Linked DNA regions of Mus musculus: region 1 is linked to region 2. Evidence: chromatin loops called from intact Hi-C (ENCODE). Cell type or tissue: gastrocnemius. All regions are shown on one strand. Links, peaks and the distances in the headings refer to the core of each region. The heading gives the core; the rest is flanking DNA. Region 1 holds the start of Lefty2 (left-right determination factor 2). Region 2 overlaps Tmem63a (transmembrane protein 63a).

Region 1 (9,321 bases), core at 3,454-7,453, 77 kb before region 2:
GAGGGTACAAGCGTGAGCCCCTACATGCCTATTTTTAGAAAAGGGGCTTTGAATATTCTTCCCACGAAGCAGTAGCCATCACAACGATGTATATATTATATACATCAAAACTTTGCACTCTACCCCATAGATAGAGACAGTTACTTAAACATTTAGAATCAGGTTGTGCAGTAGTGATGCCTGCCTTTAATCCCAGCACTTGGGAGACAGCGGCAGGCAGATCTCTGTGAATTGGAGGTCAGCCTGATCTACAGAGGGAGTTTCAGGTCAACTAGAGCTATAAAGTAAGACCCCCCCCACACCTCAATAGATAGACAGGCAAAGAGACAAAAAATTTAGAATCAAATGTGCTTAAAGAAAGAACAAGACTGTTGGGCAGTGGTGGTGCATGCCTTTAGTCCCAACACTTGAGAGGCAGAGACAGGGAGATTTTTGAGGCCAGCATGGTCTACAGAGCCTGTTCCAGGATAACCATGACTACTCAGAGAAAGCCTGTTTAAAACAAACAAACAAACAAACAAACATCCAAAGAAACAAACAGAGTGTGTCAAAATGAGACATAGACTTAAAAACAGCTGGGCATGGTGGTACTCACCTTTGATCTCAGCACTCAGGAGGTAGAAGCAGGAAGATCTATGAGTTTAAGTCCAGCCTGGCTACACAGAGAAGAGGAGAGGAGAGGAGGAGAGGAGAGGAGAGAGGGAGAGAAGAGGGAGAGGGAGAGGATAGGGGAGGAGAAGAGAGGGGAGGGAGAGGAGAGAGAAAGGGGAGAGGAGGGAAGGGGAGGGGAGGGGAGGGGAGGGGAGGAAAGGGGAGGGGAGAGGAGGAGAGGAGGAGGAGAGCTAAGAGCTCATGTGAGGACAGGGAAAGCGATCACCAAGGGAGGAAGGGGATGGCCTAGTACTTATTGCCAGGTGAAACCAGAGCTTAGTACGGGTTATCACATAGACAACCTGCCTACCCACCTGGCCTGGTATTGTTAGACAGCATTGCTCTGGCCAGGATCCCCATGTCTGTATAGGTGGGGCTCTTCTTACTGTCTGTGCTTACATACACCAGCCTGCTTGGTTTGTTTCCTCTTTTTCAGCTTTAACATTGTATCTCAGCACTTGCTTTAGCATCTGTGTGGCCTGTGGCTCCATCCATAACACTGAGAAAGGGAGGTGTTGCCTGTTGACTTCTGACAAAGACTGACTTAACCTGGACACATGGTTCCAGTTTCTCACTTCTTACTGCTCAGGGACCCTCTCCCCTTCCTGTCTCTTCTCTTCATTCTTTTGTATCATCTTCCCTCCCAGGAGGGCTGTGTGAGATGACTTCCTTGGCACTATTTGTTCCCACTTGACTGGAGGACCACACAGGGCTGCTTCTCTATACCAGAGATTGGCATGCCTGTCTCTGCTGCCCTGAGGGAGAGAACACCGCCCAGCTGTCACAGAGAAGGATGAGGAGAGATGCCACCATGAGGAAAGAGTTTTCAGGAAGGAACTGAGCTGAGGCATGGCTCATGGCGGCGTCCTTCCCTAGTATGCACTGTGTCCCGGGCTCCATCCTTCACACTCCCAAGGAGATGATACTGGAACTTGTCAAATCAGAATTATATTTTGTTTTGTTTAAGACAGGGTCTCTCTCTATATATAGGTCTGGTTGTCCTGAAACTCACTATGTAGGCCAGGCTGGCTGGCTTTGAACTTACAGAAACACACACACATACACAAATGCACTACACCACACACTCATCACACACACACAAACACACACACACCACACCACACACACACACCACACTACACACACACATACACACACTTACCACACCACACAACAACCACAACACACACTCACTTACCATACACCCCACAAACCACACACACATGTACAAATACACACATACATGCATGCACTGCACCACACACATGCCATACCACACATACACTACACTCATACAAACACACTCACCACACTACACACACTACACTCATACAAACACATACACATACATACACACCACACACATATACAATCACCACACCACACCCACACTGGTAAGATAAATTAGAGAGGAGAATGGTATAGAAAGGTGAGGGCAAGTGAGCAGGCCAGAATGCCAGCACTCGGGTTGGCTACCAGGATCTGAGCTGGGCTGTGGAGTAGAGGAAATTCTGTCTGGGAGAGGGAGGTGCCGCCCTGGTGCCTGGCCAAGGGCATGGTGGAGACCCTTGTGCAAGATGTAGAAATGGAAGGAAGACAAGACGGTCCCAAATAGCCCCTGTCTTAGAAGTGGAAAGTTCCATAGGTGATGGGGAAAGATACGGAGAGGTATTCGGGAGGAGGAGGTAGGTGAGGGGACAGGGATTTAGAAGAAGATGGAGGCAATTCTAGGGCTAATGCTTTCTTCTTTCTTCTTTGTCTGCAGCGCTGCATCTGAACCCAGGATCTGGAGCTAGGCCAGCTGAGTTACATCCCAGGAAAATTTCCAATGTGATTTCTGTATTCTTTTAAATTTACTTTTAATTTAAGCGTATCTGCGTGGCTGTCTACCACGTGTGCGCGGGTGCCCAGGACGGCCAGGAGAGGCTGTTGAATTCCCTGGAGTTGGATTTATGGGAGGTTTTGAACCACCTGATGCGGAGCCTGGGAACCAAACTGGGGTCCTATGGAAGAGACTCTGCTGACCCAGCTCAACAGTGGCTCCTAGGGTTCTGAGCCTCTCTGTCTCTGTCTCTGTTTCTCTCTTCCTAATTCATTTGTTGAGTGCATGCACACACAAGTCATGACACTCCTGCAGAGATCAGGGGACAAGTTACAGGAGTCAGTTCTCTCTACCATTCTGGGGATTGAACTTGGACTGTTTGGCTTGGTGGCAAGCATCTTCGCATGGCGAACCATCCTGCCAGCCCTTAATTTTTATTCTCTTCTCCCTTTCTCTCTCTGTCTGTCTTTGCTAGGGATTGAACTCAGAGCTTTGCATATGTAGGCAAGCACTCTCCTGTTGAACTGTATTCCAATCCCTAGATAATTCCAACTCAATAGGTCTCTCATTAGCTTCGGAGCATTGAGTATTATACATTTTTTTTCTCTTGCGTATAACAGAGTAGTAAGAAAGTAAAAGAGCTACTGTCTGTCCCTACTCTAAAATTTCTAGACAGGACAGAGAAAACCCAAAACAGATCTCAGGTCAAGGTTGTTGTCCTATGTGTGGTACCCTCTCTTTCCCCTCCCCCATCCTTTTCTTTCTTTGCGTCAGAGGTAGTCAGGAAGCGGAGGTACCATCCTCTGGAAGGGCTGGGTTGTCTATGAATGGAATAATCCTCTAATCTGATTTAGACATTTGTCTCACTGGACTGACTGCTCTGACACACCCCTGTCCCCTCTGCCCTATGTCTCCAACAGAAGAATCTTTACCTTCTGATGTCTGGACCCTGTCTCTAGTGAAATCTAGGCAGCCAGGGTTCAGGAGGCCACAGGTCTCACAGGTGACTCAAATATCAACTTCTGGAGCACACTGGCCTGGTAGAGAGTGACAGAACAGTAGGCCGTGGAAAGGGAAGGCACAGGGCCAACCCTGAAGCACGGAGGTGTTTTGCATGGAGGCTCTGTGATGCCCCACTGTGTGGAATGACTCGCCCTGGACTATGGGCCCCAGAGGATGGAGCGAACAGGGTTGTGGGGAGTTCGTTCGGTGCTTGTGCACCGGCCCTAAGGAACACACATCAGGTGGTGGCCTCAAGTGTTTGTATTTTGCCACAGCACTTCTGTGACCACTCAGAACATTCGCAGCATAGAAGCTCCGAAGGGCGGGGCTGTGGTGGAGGAGGGGGCACCTCTGCAACCTCAAAGAAGTCTGCCCTGTCCCCGCCTTAGAAGCCCTTGGGGGAGAGGTCTGATTTACACAGCTTTCTAGGACCGGAGGTGCTTTCCGGCTTTCAGGCCGGGCCGGGCTCCACCTCAGACACCCCGTCCCACTCAGATCCACAATATGAGGGAGAGGCCTAGCTTTTGCATCACAAAAGTAGCCCCACCCTCCCCCTACTTGGGCAATCTGCCCACTGTAAAAGTTTCCTAATCCACATCTGCTTCCTTCTTTGGGCCGTGGCTAATTGCCCAATCACTGTATTTCCCCAACAGAACTCCGAGGGCTCCTGGGAATCCACATCCAGGAGTCTTGGGAAGATCGACTCTGGGAGATTGACCCTCTGTTTTTCTGTCTGCGTTTTACACTGCCCTGCCCCCATTGGACCCCGAGTCGTCTGGGTTCCCAAGCTGCCTGCTGCTGATGGATGGCATCTGGCAGTAAAGCCAGCAGCAGACAGAGTTTGAGGTGTGGGAAGAGCTATGACCTTTGAGTGTCTGTGTATCAGTCCCGTGTGACCCTGGAATGCTGCAGCCCCTCCGAGACTGTTTTCTCTGTACCATCTACACTGTCTGGATAGTTAGTTTCTGCTCTGAGATGTCTGGTTCTACACACTAGCAGGGAAAGAGGATGGTTTGTCTAGACCAGTCCTTCATTGATACTGAACATCACCAGGCGATGATGATGGGGCGTTCCCTAAATTGGGAAGGGGGCTTAGTTTCTCAGTGTGGATCACCTATGCACGCCCCTAGAGGTCACCCCAGGAGTGCTCTGGGGAAGGGTTCGCCAATTCAGCCTCAGGGCCCAGGGATTCTGAGTCCCTAAAGCGACTCCCAGGTATTCCAGGTTTTTTCTTTTTAACTTAAAAAAAAAAAAAGGTGTTTTTATAGGCTAGAGAGATGGCTCAGCGGTTATGATCACTGGCTCTTGTTCCAGAGGTCCTGAGCTCAATTCCCAGCAGCCATGTGGTGGCTCACAACCATCTGTAATAGGATCCGATGCCGTCCTCTGGTGTGTGCCCTCTTCTGGTGCGTCCGAGGAGAACCACAATGTACTCACATACATAAAATAAGTAAATATAAAGATATATTTTTAAAAAACAAGGTGTTTTTATTGGGGGCGAGGAAACACACATATGCAGTAGACACACAGAGAAAAACACTCTCTGCAAAGCAGAGGACGGATTCAGAAAGCTGAGATTCCCTATCCCAGGTCCTTAGCGAGGCCAAATAATGACTATGCAGTTCCTCTTCTACCCAGGGCCCAATTCTGAACTTCCTAGGCTTAGCTATTCTATTGCTGATCACTCTGGGTGCCCCAGAAGGCCTCAGACCCAAGGTGTCCTTGAGGTGGCGGTAGAGATCCCCTGTGTACATCTGCAAGTCAGAAAGCATCTGCCCCAGATGCCTGTCCTTTGGCTCTGGCACAGAAGGTCTTACTGAACACAGCAGGGCCTTGGGTGTTACATTTTGACACGAAGCCAGCTACGATGATAAGCCACAGGGTTTCCTTTCGCCCATTGCAAGGGTGGTGAACTCTTGCATATTTAAGGCACACCAGCCCAGAAGAGCTTCCAGGGACGAAGGACCTCACGTTCTGGTGGCCTGTAAATGTGACACCTCTGTGCCGTTTGGCTTGACTAAAGCCCCAAATGTTAGCATCCTATAAAGTCCCTTCCCTGTTAATCACTTGCAAAGGAAGGCAGCGGCGGTGTTCCTTTTGAAGAAAGCCGGATACAGAGTGGGGGTCTTATATTTCAGGGGCTCCTCATTAGGAGATGTGAGCTCCAGGATGGGATTAGATTTTGTTTTTCTGTTTTTCTGTGCTGGGGGATGGAACTCAGGACCTTTCGAATGCTAGGTGAGCGTCCAGACACTGAGCTACCCCCAGCCCCAGATGAGACATTTGAAGTCCTTCTGGGGCATTACCTAGTTTCCTTGGAAACAGAGGTGGGAGATAAGAGAAAAATGACTGAGAAGCAGGTCTGTGACCCTGGGACTTCCCTCTCTGGGGCCAGCTGCCTGGATTTCTATATTTCCTCTTACTTCAGCCTGCCTATCCTGTGACCCCTCCAAACTCTCTGTCATATATATCCAAATAGCCCTAACTTTGGCAGTCAATATCTGCCCTTAGACAGGTCATGTAACAGTTTTACGCCTCGGTGTCTTCATCTATTAAGTGGAAATAATAATGCAAACCTCCCTGTCTACCCCAGGGATAAAGAGTTAACAATGCCAGGCATGGTAGTACATGCCTAGAATCTCTGCACCAGGGAGGCTGAGGTAGGAGGACTTTGAGTTCAAGGCTAGCCTGGGCTACATAATGAGACCTTGTCACAAAACAAAACAAAGCCAACACACACACACACACACACACACACACACACACACACACCCCAAAACCACACACACATCTTGCATGCATGATTTATTATGATTAGGGACAGATTTTTTTTTCTTTTCTTTGACGTGGTAGAGATCAAAACCAAGGACTTGCAAATGCTGTACTAGAGACTTAGACCCTTAGCCTTATCAGAGTTATTTCTGCTCCTCTCTTTTTTTTTTTTTTTGGGTTTTTTTTTGAGACAGGGTTTCTCTGTATAGCCCTGGCTGTCCTGGAACTCACTCTGTAGACCAGGCTGGCCTCGAACTCAGAAATTCTGCCTCTGCCCCTCGAGTGCTGGGATTAAAGGCGTGCGCCACCCTGCCCGGCAGTTATGTTCCTCTTCTAAGTTCTGAGCCCACCCACTTACTACTATAAATCTTCTACATATATTAATATGTACGTGAGAATGTGTACATATGTGTGCTCGTGCATGCACTCGTGTGTGTGTGTGTGTGTGTGTGTGTGTGTGTGTGTGTGTGTGTTTGGGCTGTTACCCAGAGCCCTTGAACCTGAGAGGGTTTTCTCTGCTCTCAGGGTTGTTTGAGAAAGGTAGAACACAGCGCATACACACCCAGGGGCCAGTGTCCTCCTGGGAAGGCAGAGAGGTGATCCCTGTCCACCAGGCCCTTTGGCCCTTAAGCTCCTCTGTGGCCATTGTTCACCTCTCATTGGCTACAGGAAAGGTTTCCTTCTGCACACACTTAGACCTCTGAGCCAGAGAGGCCTTAGGGGGCAGATGCAAATATCTGTATCGCAAGGTCTCCTCTAACTGCATACTGTGACAGGACAGGTGACTTTGTCCTGTAGTGAGCTGACCAGCATCTGAAAGATGCACTTGCAGCTAAAACCTGCCTCGTAAGGGCTGTGTGGAACCCTACTCCCAGCTTGGGATGGGGCCTGGCACACATGATCACTCATACGATGGATGTCTGCTGAGGATGTATCTTGCATGCGCATATGTTATGTATTTGTTTTGAGACAGGGTCTTCTGTCATTGTCAACTGCTCCTTTAGATAATAAAAACACAAGGCATTGAGAATTTATAAAATTTACCAAGTATCAAGACCCAGCTGTTGTAAACTGGGAGCTAGAAGAAGTAGGGCCAGTCAGGTGCCTGCAGCTGTGGACTGGACATGTTTCCAGGCAGATTTGGCCTCTGGATGGTTTCTGTCTCTAAGTCTGTGGTATGAGCAAGACACAAGCCTGAGCGCTTGTGGTATGAGCCTAGTGGGCGAGCCCTCCCAGAAGGAGTTGCTGTCTGAAGAGGCACATTCTGTGGCACTCTGAGAGCAGAGAGACATGCGCAGTCTTCATGTTTCCTGAGACTATGCTAGCAAAATCTCTAGTTAGCGGCATCTGTCTTCCTCTGGCATGGGAGGGGTGGGGTGTGATGAGGACCGTGACGAACCTGGACAGACCCGTGGGGGTACTGAAGGATGTATACGGTTCCTTTGACTCCGGGGTATCTGTGGAATTGACCAGAGACAGCTGGAATACAGGACTCTGCCCCTCTTTGTTCCTCCACGGACAAATCTAGACCTCCACTGGCCCATGGAGAATCTTCCAGAGTCTTAAACAGGTCTGGCATAGTGATACACAGCTGTAGTTCTAGCATGCAGAGGATGATGGGAGGAGGATTATCACAAGTTTGGGGTCCGCCTGACCTAGAGTCGTTTCTGAAGAATTCAGCCCAGCCATGGCTATGCAGGTAATATAGTACTTCAACAACTGGTGAAAGAGTCTCTCTGTTTTTTGCCCCGAGGAATTCTCTATCCCACAAAACAGACGGTGATATTATCAGATAATTCCAACAAGAGCGAACAGTATCGTTGAGAGGCAGTGACCCCACAGACAGAAATCTCAGTCCGTGTGTCTTCCAGACAGCTCTCTGTGTCCTTTCTTAGACAGCCCCTCCTCAGGGCGCAGGGGCTTGTCTCATGCTGAGTTCCCAGGAGGTCCCAGGGGTGTGACCTTTCTTGTCCTTCCTCCCTGCCCCCCACCCCAGGGCCAACTATAAAGAAGGCCAGTGCCAGCCCTCAGCAGACCGTCTAGGTCCCAAGAACTTTTCAGGGCACTTTTAGGGACGCATATATCCACGATTCCTCCTGGGCAGCGCCATGAAGTCCCTGTGGCTTTGCTGGGCACTCTGGGTACTGCCCCTGGCTGGCCCTGGGGCAGCGATGACCGAGGAACAGGTCCTGAGCAGTCTACTGCAGCAGCTGCAGCTCAGCCAGGCCCCCACCCTGGACAGCGCGGATGTGGAGGAGATGGCCATCCCTACCCACGTGAGGTCCCAGTATGTGGCCCTGCTGCAGGGAAGTCACGCTGACCGCTCCCGAGGCAAGAGGTTCAGCCAGAATTTTCGAGGTGAGCTCTTCCTGCTGTCCCTGGTCTCTAGACAGGGCAGACTGACCATGCCCACTCTGGTGATGTAGACCCTTTCTTTGTGTGTGTGTTGAGAGGTGTGACCAAGTCCTCAGGACTCTCAAGGCCAGGAGGAGATATACATCAGGCTGGAGTGACTGACAAGACCCAGACTCAGAGAAGAATAGAGCAGGGCAAAACAGGATCATAGGGTATGGGTAGGTGTAGCAAGGACCCAGTTCTTCTGGAGACAGTAGTGTGACTTCTGGGGTGACTATCTAGGACCATCTGGGACAGTGGCCAACTGTGTCTTGTGCTATGAACACTGAAGTAAATTACTGGTTGAAGCTACTTTGGGTTAAAAGCAAACAAAACGTCCAGTATTCTGAGAACAGTATAGCCCGCTAGTGAGATGCAGGAGCCTAAATGGAGCCTCTCCCCGTTAGGGCTGGGATCAGAAAGAAAGCCAGATCCATGACCCGGCTTCTATAAGGACCCTACTCTCTTCAGCTTCATTACTTCTGGATCCCAAAGCTCTTTGTGCTTGCTTGGGGAGGTTTAGTGAACAAGCTCTTGCTGGAGATTTTAAAAAGGCACAGAACTGTAACGGCTCTGTCCTGGCCTCCTTCAAGTACAGTGGCTCTGCCATCCTAGAGGTCTTGTGATACCTGGAGAGGCCCGGCTGACTCTGTCCTTGTCCACAGAGGTGGCAGGCAGGT
Region 2 (9,321 bases), core at 1,768-5,767:
TCAGATCCTCTTTCAAAAACAGGCCAGCCAGGTCCAGAGACATGTCTCATGGTTAAGAGCACTTACTGCGTTTATAGAGGACATGGGCTCTGTTCCCAGCACCATGTTAGACAGCTTATAGTTGCAAGTCACTCTGCTCTCCACACCTGACTGAACGTGTACGCATTTACCCATCCACAGAGGCAAGCACACATACACATTAAAAAATTAAAAACCAAAACCAACCAACCAATTAAACAAAACCCCCAATACACAGTGTAGAAGTCCTTTTAAGCTGTGCTTCCAATGATACATACATACATACATACATACATACATACATACATACATACATACCACACACATACACACACACACACACACGTAGACAGAGAAGGGACGTAAGGCACAAGACACATGAAAAGAGCTTTGTTAGTTGGGGTGGTGGGATACCTTAGATCAGAGGTTCTCAAGCTGTGGGTCAGTGCCCTTTTGGAGGTCAAACAACATTTTCACAGAGGTAGCATATCAGATGTCAGCATGCCAGATAGTTACATTACAATTCATAACAGTAGCAAAGTTACAGTTATGAAGAAGCAATGAAAATAATTTTATGATTGGAGTTACCACTACATGAGGAACTGTATTAAAGGGTCTCAGCATTAGGAAGGTTGAGAACCACAGCCTTAGATGGCCAGGCATGATAGACATTCAGATGTCATACTGCACATCTGTAATCCAGAGCTTGGGAGGGGCCCTGGCACTGTGGTCCTGACGCTGTGGTCCTGGCTTTTCCATCCGTTGCCGGTGAATTCTGAGCCTATGTTTTTCATTCATGTTACACCTGTGATATATAGAGGGAGCTGACTAGAAATCGTTACAACGCCCTAAGCATACACAACATAGTTTTCTGTAGACTCACAGCCGGTCAAGCTCATCCTTTTGCCAGTTGATGCGGGACAAGGCCTGGTCTTTGGAAGAGAGATCTGCTGGGTAGAGTTCCCTTTGGCTGTCTTGCATAAATTATATATATTTTTAAGATTTCTTTATTTTATGTATACGAGTACAATTGTAGCTCTCCTCAGACACACCAGAAGAGGGCATCAGATCCCATTACAGTTGGTTGTGAGCCAGCAGGTGGTTGCTGGGAATTGAACTCAGGACCTCTGGAAGAGCAGCCAGTGCTTTTAACAACTAAGCCATCTTTCCAGCCCCCAGTTTACTCTTATGTGATAAAACAACATATTTTCAGGAATTTTTTCTTTTCAGAAAAAACTTCCTTTCAGAAATTTCTTTTCAAAACATTTAACTTTATCTTTTAAATACATTTATTTCTGAGGTACAGGCGATGGAATTCAGGAGCTCACACACACTCAGCAAGCACTCGATATGGAACCATACCCCTAGGTGGCCTAGATTCTGTAACATTTGTAACTGGTACCAACTAGTGTGAACAGGATTGGAATCAGACACGGTGGAGCTGACTGGTGGGCCATGTGGAGAGGAGCCCTGGCCTCCAGATAGCAGCTGTCAGCTTTGCCCTAGGGATGGAGACGCCTCCTTCATCTGGCCCATCACTGCTCGTACCTCCTTCGCTGCAAAGGGCCACATAACCGCAGAGAGTAATGATGGTCTCCTTGCCCACGTTTGAGGACTGCCCACCCTTTACCCATCTCACCTTTGGCTCTGGAGGATGGCTGTGAGCCACTAGGCCACCAGTGACCACAGCCCCAGCGCCATCTTGACTCTCTGTGATGGTTCGTGTCTTGCAGAACCCCGTCATCAGCCAGTTCTTCCCCACACTCCTGCTGTGGTCCTTCTCTGCGCTGCTTCCGTCCATTGTCTACTACTCCACGCTGCTGGAGTCCCACTGGACAAGGTGAGCACAGCCTGGGCTTCTCACCCCACCCGGGGCCGCAGGCATGCTGCCTGATCTTACTTTGACAACTTAAACACTCACCTCTGTTCCCTCGCAGGTCAGGGGAAAACCGGATCATGGTGTCGAAGGTCTACATATTTTTGATCTTCATGGTGCTGATCCTGCCCTCCCTCGGTCTCACCAGGTACCTTCCACCTCTTGCCTGGCCCCAGTCAGACTCAGGATGGGTTCTTGCTGTCTATTCTGGAAGTCCCATAGTCCTTAAAGACAAGAAGCTTGTGAACAAAACTTACAGCGGACTTCCCTGGTAGGGTGGGGCTAGTCCTAGCTGTGTTTATCTTGTGGAGGGAAGTGCCAGCTAAAGCCTGTGTGACCTCAGGGGACAAATGTCTCAAGGTTGGGGCTGCTTTTAGAGTGGAAGAAAGGGTCTCACACTGCATGAGTGTGAGAAAGAAAACCGGAGGGTAGAACTCTAGATTGGTGTGAGCAAGACCTTGGGTTTCATCTTCAGTACTGGAAATCAATCAATTAAACAAACAAACAAACAAACAAACAAGCCGGGCAGTGTGGCCCACGCCTTTAATCCCAGCACTTGGGAGGCAGAGGCAGGTGGATTTCTGAGTTCGAGGGCAGCCTGGTCTACAGAGTGAGTTCTAGGACAGACAAAGCTATACAGAGAAACCCTGTCTTGAAAAACCAATCAACCAACCAACCAAACAAACAAACAAAAACCAAACCAAACCAAGCCAAATCAAAACACAAAATGAAACAAACAAATGAATAAGAAACATATGGAATTCATCTGCTTTTCTGCTTTTCAGCTTGGATTTCTTCTTCCGGTGGCTCTTTGACAAAACTTCCTCGGAAACCTCAATCAGGCTAGAGTAAGTATTGACTCGGCTGCCATCCAGTGCATGGGACTGAAGAGCTCTGGGTGTGGGGTGTGGGGTGGGGGATGGGGGTTGTGGGTGGGGAGTAAGGGGAGTGAGGGAGGCTGTGGCAGCAGCTAGCTAGCGCTGCAGTGTGGTTATTCCCCATTCCCCTTCAGGACAGGCATCCTCCCCTGGGAATACCAGGCCTTGCACTCACACCAGCCCCTCCCACATTCCTGGAGCATGTTGTGGGAGCTGACCTACTTTGTGTCTACTTGCAGAAATGTGGTTGTCTTTTAGCCCAAGACTCTATTAGTGGCCCCCACTTTTCTTGTTTAAGACTTACTTACAGACCACAGAGCCGTTGGGGAAGGTACTTCTGGGAGGTAGTGGTGCCCCAGTCACAGAGGGATAATAATTAAATGTAGTGTCAGTGTAGCCCGTGGGTGGTTTTTGTCAGGAGAATGGAGTTCAGTTTAGGGCTGGTGTGTGTCCTTGTTAGTACTCAAAGCCTATGACACTTCCCTCATAGTGACAGCTGTGATTTAAAATGGCTCCATGCGAAATGTTTATGCGTCCTTTACCCTATGAAGCTATGAGGGTGTGTGGGTAAGGAGATGGATCTGTGTCAAGTGCTTGCTATGTGGTCTAGACAAGAGAAGAGAGACAGAGACAGACAGAGAGAGCTGTGGGACAGATGTTATTCCTGTCTCCATTTTACAGATAATGGGGTGTAGAAATATTGAGGTTGTCACCCAAGGTTCTCCAACTAGTTATTCAGCCCATTTCACTATACTCGAGGGCTTTCAACAGCCCCAAAGGCCCCAGATTGGCTGGGAATGATCACGGAGGAGGCTGGCCTATAAAGATGGAGCAGTTGCTTCTTGCTGACTTGGCTGGTGAATCAGGAACAAGTAGCTACAGGTAGACGTACACCTACCTAACTCACCCTTTCCTGGGTAGACACGGCTTCTGGCTGCCACATCCAATGGCCTGCTCCTCTCTGTGACTCCTCAGCCACACCTGACATACCGGCCGAGGCTCTTCCCAGACACAGTGTTTTCATTTGGCACCGAGCTCTGCCCTTGCCATCCCTGCCTACAGCATCTCCTTTGCAACCTTCTTGGGACTTCCTGCAAAGCTACCTGAGGGAGGGCTCTATCCTCGCCCCTCCTCCTTTGGACTCATGGCTTCATTGCTATTTGGCTACTGCATTAAAATATGTACACAAAGGGGCGAGGGGTATGCAGTGCTGGGCTTCATCTTCAGTGCCAAGGAGTTAAAGAAAACAACCCACAGTATCCATATTACCACTTTAGAGTCTTCTGTCTCCTGCCTCAGCTTCAGGTGGAGCCCCTGCTGTGCACTGTGGACTTTACCGGCCCCAACCCAGATCTGATATGTCCCAGTTCTCCTCATAGCTCTCTCAATTTGGCCCCCCAAAAGCCTTGGAGCGCACCCTGTCTTTTCCTTCCCCTCTCCTCCCTCCATCCAGTCTATCAGCACACTCCCCCAGTTCTATCTCCGAGAAAAATAGAGAATCAGACCCTGCCTCCTCATCTCCACCAGTACCACCCTCATCCCGCACACCCTACAGTTGCGACCGTGTCCGCTGTATCTTTCAGCCTCCTGTTCTGCCTCCCCTTTGCCCGCTGCTTTCCAGGGCCCCCTGCCCTCCTACTGTTGCTTGGCACTGCCAGGCTCACAGCTCTTCATCAATGTCATTATCTGTAGTCCCTTGGTGTCCAGGTGATCTGCTTGCTCAGTGACCTTTTGATACACCTTCTAAGCTCAGTGACATTGTCCTCCCCCCCTCCCCACCCCAGCTGGACAGCTCCTGGAACACTGCCTGCCATACTGTGTATGCCATATCTGATTGTGTCCCCAGAGAGTGTGCAAATGCAAAGAGCAAAGAGAACAGAGTCTGAGGCCTGGTTTTCTATTTTATTTTATTATTTTGAGAAACGATTCTGCTATGTAGCCTAGAAGGGCCTAGAATCATGATTTTCCTGCCTCTGTTGCCTCAATGCTGGGATCACACGTATTATGGCTTTCAGCACAGTAACTGACACTCGGACGGTCTCCACAGATGTGTGCTGAATGAGGGATATGGCAAGAGCCCTCCCAGAGGTGCCCTCCCAGAGGTGCCCTCCCCCACTCCAGTTATTTTTCCAGCTGGAAGGAAGCTCTGGGGCTCCCAGCTAACAGCCCTGTATCTCGTCCTAGGTGTGTCTTCCTGCCAGACCAGGGTGCCTTCTTTGTGAACTACGTCATCGCCTCAGCCTTCATCGGCAGTGGCATGGAGCTGTTGCGCCTGCCCGGCCTCATCCTCTATACCTTCCGCATGATCATGGCCAAGACGGCCGCTGACCGCAGGAATGTTAAGCAGGTACTATAACCTTGGGTCCTGTCCATGCTCCCTGCCTGTGGGCCTCTCAGTTCTCTGGAATAAATCCTAGGCACAGTAAGAGCTTTGCAAACCTGGGCTCAGGGCTGCCTCTGCCTGGATCCTCTCTGGATCATGACAAGTCTTTCCCTAGTTTTCATGCTGACCATTGGGCCAGAGAAAAGACCTTGGGGTTTTTGTGGTCTAATGCATCTGGTCACACACTGTATCTATCAGTCTTCTCACCGCCTGTGCAGGGAACCTGACAGAAGCAACCTAAGAAAGGGGGGATTTGGCCTTCCTGTCTTGGCCTTCAGTTTGAGGGTATAGCCCATTGTGGTGGGGGAGGTGTTGGGGTGAAAGCGTTTCTAGCTGCGGGGTGGGAGACCGCCGGTTACGTTGGATCCGATGAGGAAGCAGGGAAACATGAATGCTAGTGTTCATCTCTTTCTCTCTTCTTCCTTTCATTCAGCTTGGGACTGTGGTCCACAGAGTGGTGGTGCCACATACACTGGAGGGGTGGTGGTCTTCTTTCTCGGTTAAACCTCTCTAGAAACACAGAGAACTGTGACTCTGAGGTGACTGTGACTCCAGCCAAGTTGAAAATCAAGGTCAATCATCACACAGGAAATGCATAGCTAAAAGCTACACATTCAATGTGTTAAGCCCCTGCTTAGTAAGAGAGAGATTATATACAACCCGTAGACCCCTTTCCTGGGGACCTCTGTTTGGACCTATTCTTAGGAATACCTCCAATGTCCAAGCTATTTCAGGCTGGCACGCATTCCAGACCTCCTAAGTTGGGTGGTGTGGGGTCGCTATGCCTTGGTGAGTTCTGTGAGAGGACGCAGGAAGCCAGCTGTCCTCTGGATTTTGTGATGGATGCCACTAATCTTGTTTTACAGAGGCACAAACTGAGCTGGCCCAGGTTACCCGAACTAGGGTTGAGCTGATGGTGGTGGTGGTGGTGGGGATGCCCAGTCTGTGTGGAATCTCTCTGGTGTATCCTCCAGCTCTATCTGCCCCAGGAGCTCATAGCTCTGGTGGGAGGGTACAGTTAGAGGAGGGGAGCCCTGTGAGAGCACACACCATCCACCATGCTTTGGAAGATCTGGGCGTGGCTGGAGAGGAGAAAGCCAAGCCTTTCAGAAGCATTCCTAACTACCTAGTCCTCCCTGACCCCGTTGGACACCCGTACCCGCCATGCTTGGAGTGCACAGAAGGGTGTCTGGGGACAGAGCCAGCTTATGAGATCCTTAACCCTTTCCTTCCCAGAACCAGGCTTTTGAATACGAGTTTGGAGCCATGTATGCGTGGATGCTGTGTGTCTTCACCGTCATCATGGCTTACAGCATCACCTGCCCCATTATCGTGCCCTTTGGTAAGTGGCCCTGGTGTCCGTCTGTCTTAGGGCTCATGGCCAGCTGACTCTGTCACACCTGCCGGTGACAGCTACCACCAGGTCACATGGATTCCCAGAAGAGTGCCCTCTTGTAGTTACCTAAGTACAAAATTTCCTTTCCTTTCTAAATGATTGTTTCTGCTGGCCTCTACTGTGGCCTCTCTCAACATGTCTGGTGTGAGTTTCTGTGTTGGCTCATTATGGTATCTTGTTTGGTTTGTGAATGCTTGTGTATGTATGTGTGCATGGGTGAGTATGGGTGCCCATGTACTTGGTGTATAGAACAGATAGATATTTCTGTTCTTTCTCTTCCCTTCCTTTCCCCCTTCTCTTCTTTTCCCTTCCCTTCCCTCTTTTCCCCTCCCCTTCCCTTCCCCCTTCCTTTCTCTTTCCTCCCCTCCCTTCCCCCTTCTTCTTCCCTTCTCTCCCCTCCCCTCCCCTTCCCCTTCCTTTCTCTTCCCTCCCCTCCCCTCCTCTTCCTTTCCCCTCCCCTGCTCTCCCCTCTCTTTTCTTTTTTGAGACCGAGTCTCACCTTGTAGCCTTGGCTGGCCTGGAATTCATTGTCTATATATGTATACTAGATTGGCCTCAAACTCCCGAAGATCTTCTAGCCTAAGCCTCTGCCTCCCAAGTTCTGGGGCTAAAGGCATGTGCTGTCCAGCTTGTCTGCTGTATATTTTTAGAGATGGTCTCTGGATAAAGCCAGAGATCTCTGACTGGGTAGACTGGCTAGCTCTGGGGCTCTGCCTGCCTCCATTTCCTCCTCTCAGTGCCTCAGGTACAGAAGTGTCCCACCATGCTCAGCATTTACGTGGGCATGGGATCTGATCCCAGGTTCTCACGCTTGCGGCAGGCGCCTCATGAGCTGAGCTGTCGCCTCAGTCCTAATTATCATCATCGTTGTCATCATCACCACCACCACCATCATCACCACCACATCACCACCACCATTACCATCATCATTATGATCAGCATCATGTAGATCCTATATAGTTTACAAAGCCTCCCTATGTTGTAGCACAGGTCAGCTTCAAACACAGGACCTTCTACCTTAGCCTCCCAAACATTGGAGCTATAGCTGTGTGTGTGCTCAATGACTGGCTCTTTTTAATGTAATTTAATTTTTTTAATGAACTGAAGGCTAGAGAAATGGCTCAGTGGCTAAGAAAGAGCATACACTGTTCCTTGCTCAGGACCTGAGTTCGGTGCCCAGCACCCACAGCAGGCAGCCTGCCTCCAATTCCAGCTTCAGAGAACCGGCGCCTTCCTTACCACCTTGGTCACATGCACGTAAACATTCACAAAAACCAGATAATAAAAACATTAATTAGTTAGCTAATTAATTTTTTTTTGAGACAGTGTCTCACTATTCAGCCTCAAACTCATGAAGATCCACCTACCTCTGCCCCCCGAGTGCTGGGATCATGGCCCTGCAGGGCTCCAGCTCACAGCACTCTTTTATTTTTTTTTTAAAGATTTATTTACTTGTTTATTTTATGCTTATGAATACACTGTTGCTGTCTTTAGACACACCAGAAGAGGGCATCAGACCTCATTACAGATGGTTTTGGGATTTGAACTCATGACCTCTGGACGAGTAGTCAATGCTCTTAACCGCTGAGCCAGCTCTCCAGCCCTAACCACAGCCACTATTTTGCAGGCCTCATCTACATCCTGCTTAAGCACATGGTGGACCGGCATAACCTCTACTTCGCTTACCTCCCGGCTAAACTGGAGAAGAGGATCCACTTCGCCGCCGTGAACCAGGCCCTGGCCGCCCCCATCCTCTGCCTCTTCTGGCTCTTCTTTTTCTCCTTCCTCCGTCTGGGTGAGGGACATTCTGCTCTGTGCCCAGTGCCAGGCCTCATATCCATCCATTCCCCCCCCCCCGCCCCCCCCAGCCAGTCAGCTCACTAGCTGATGTCCCAGTGTCAGTGTGGTAGAACAAGGTGAGGGCTGCTTGGTGTGGTGTTGACAACCGGGCTACTGAGCTAGGTCAGGTGTGACAGAGCCCCGGAAATCCCCATGGAGGAGAGGGCTGCTGGGTCAGTTCTGAGCCAGAGGATATGAAACTGTACAGTCAGCCCCAGAGAACTCCCATCCCGACTAGCCTTAGGCTCTGGAGGCTGGCAGGAACTGTCCTAGCTAGCTCACTGTCAAGGGCTCCTTACGTGGTATCCCAGTGTCTCAAACCCAGTCAGGGATGGGTCTAGCCATCATGTGGGCCATATACCCTGTGTTGTGTGCTCTGAGCTGTGAGGATACTATTCTGGCAGTTGGAATGAGGAGCAGGACTGGGGGCTGTGGGGAAGTCACCCACAGTCTGGACACCAGGCCTGGCCCCTTCCTCACCAGAGCAAGCATAACAGGAAGCGCCAGCCTCCCTCAAGACTGCGCGTATGTTCCCAGGTCTGACGGCCCCGGCCACGCTCTTCACCTTCCTGGTTGTTCTGCTCACCATCCTGGCCTGCCTGCTGTACACCTGCTTTGGATGCTTCAAGCACCTCAGCCCATGGAACTACAAGGTACCGGATGGTCCGACACGCCTCAGGCTGGACAGCGCAGCTCTCTTTTTCCCCATCCCCGTGTGTGTGAATGGAGTACCAGTTGCCCCCAGCTTTGGGAGTGGGGTGTGTTGTGGCTTCCTCCCTCCCTTCCCTCCCTCCCCTATTCCAGCCCCCCCCCCCCCCCGCCCCGTGTCTCAGTTGGGCTGCATTGGGAGCCTGGTGCCGGCTGCTCCTATTATTCTGCTGGGTTACTGGTCTGTTTGTTTGGGGGACCTTAGTTCGGAGAGACTGGCTCT

The links. Hi-C counts contacts between places; a loop is a spot of excess contacts. Peaks named below come from ENCODE experiments on the same cell type or tissue, not always from the same donor. Only the 100,000 strongest peaks of a DNase experiment are listed, where the experiment ranks them.
Region 1: it touches region 2 in a loop (3-fold over the local background); 32 of 42 quality-filtered maps call a loop at or near these places.

Annotation. Positions count from the first base shown.
Region 1 is chr1:180,884,829-180,894,149 of GRCm38, forward strand. Lefty2 (left-right determination factor 2) reads left to right here and starts at 8,280. Exons shown (of 4, transcript NM_177099.4): 1 at 8,280-8,605; 2 at 9,307-9,321. The coding sequence starts at 8,356. Gm39714 (a long non-coding RNA gene) reads right to left here and starts at 635. Exons shown (of 3, transcript XR_865782.1): 1 at 596-635. In gastrocnemius, for the core only: a CTCF peak has its summit at 5,198; a DNase peak (open chromatin) is centred at 3,991; H3K4me3 peaks cover 909 bases; H3K27ac peaks cover 1,000 bases.
Region 2 is chr1:180,963,789-180,973,109 of GRCm38, forward strand. Tmem63a (transmembrane protein 63a) reads left to right here. Exons shown (of 23, transcript NM_144794.2): 15 at 1,752-1,858; 16 at 1,956-2,042; 17 at 2,680-2,742; 18 at 4,957-5,119; 19 at 6,392-6,497; 20 at 8,179-8,346; 21 at 8,928-9,043. Among named protein-coding and RNA genes, the nearest start is that of Tmem63a, 26 kb to the left of the region's middle. In gastrocnemius, for the core only: no CTCF peak of the experiment used is centred there; no DNase peak of the experiment used is centred there; H3K27ac peaks cover 2,028 bases.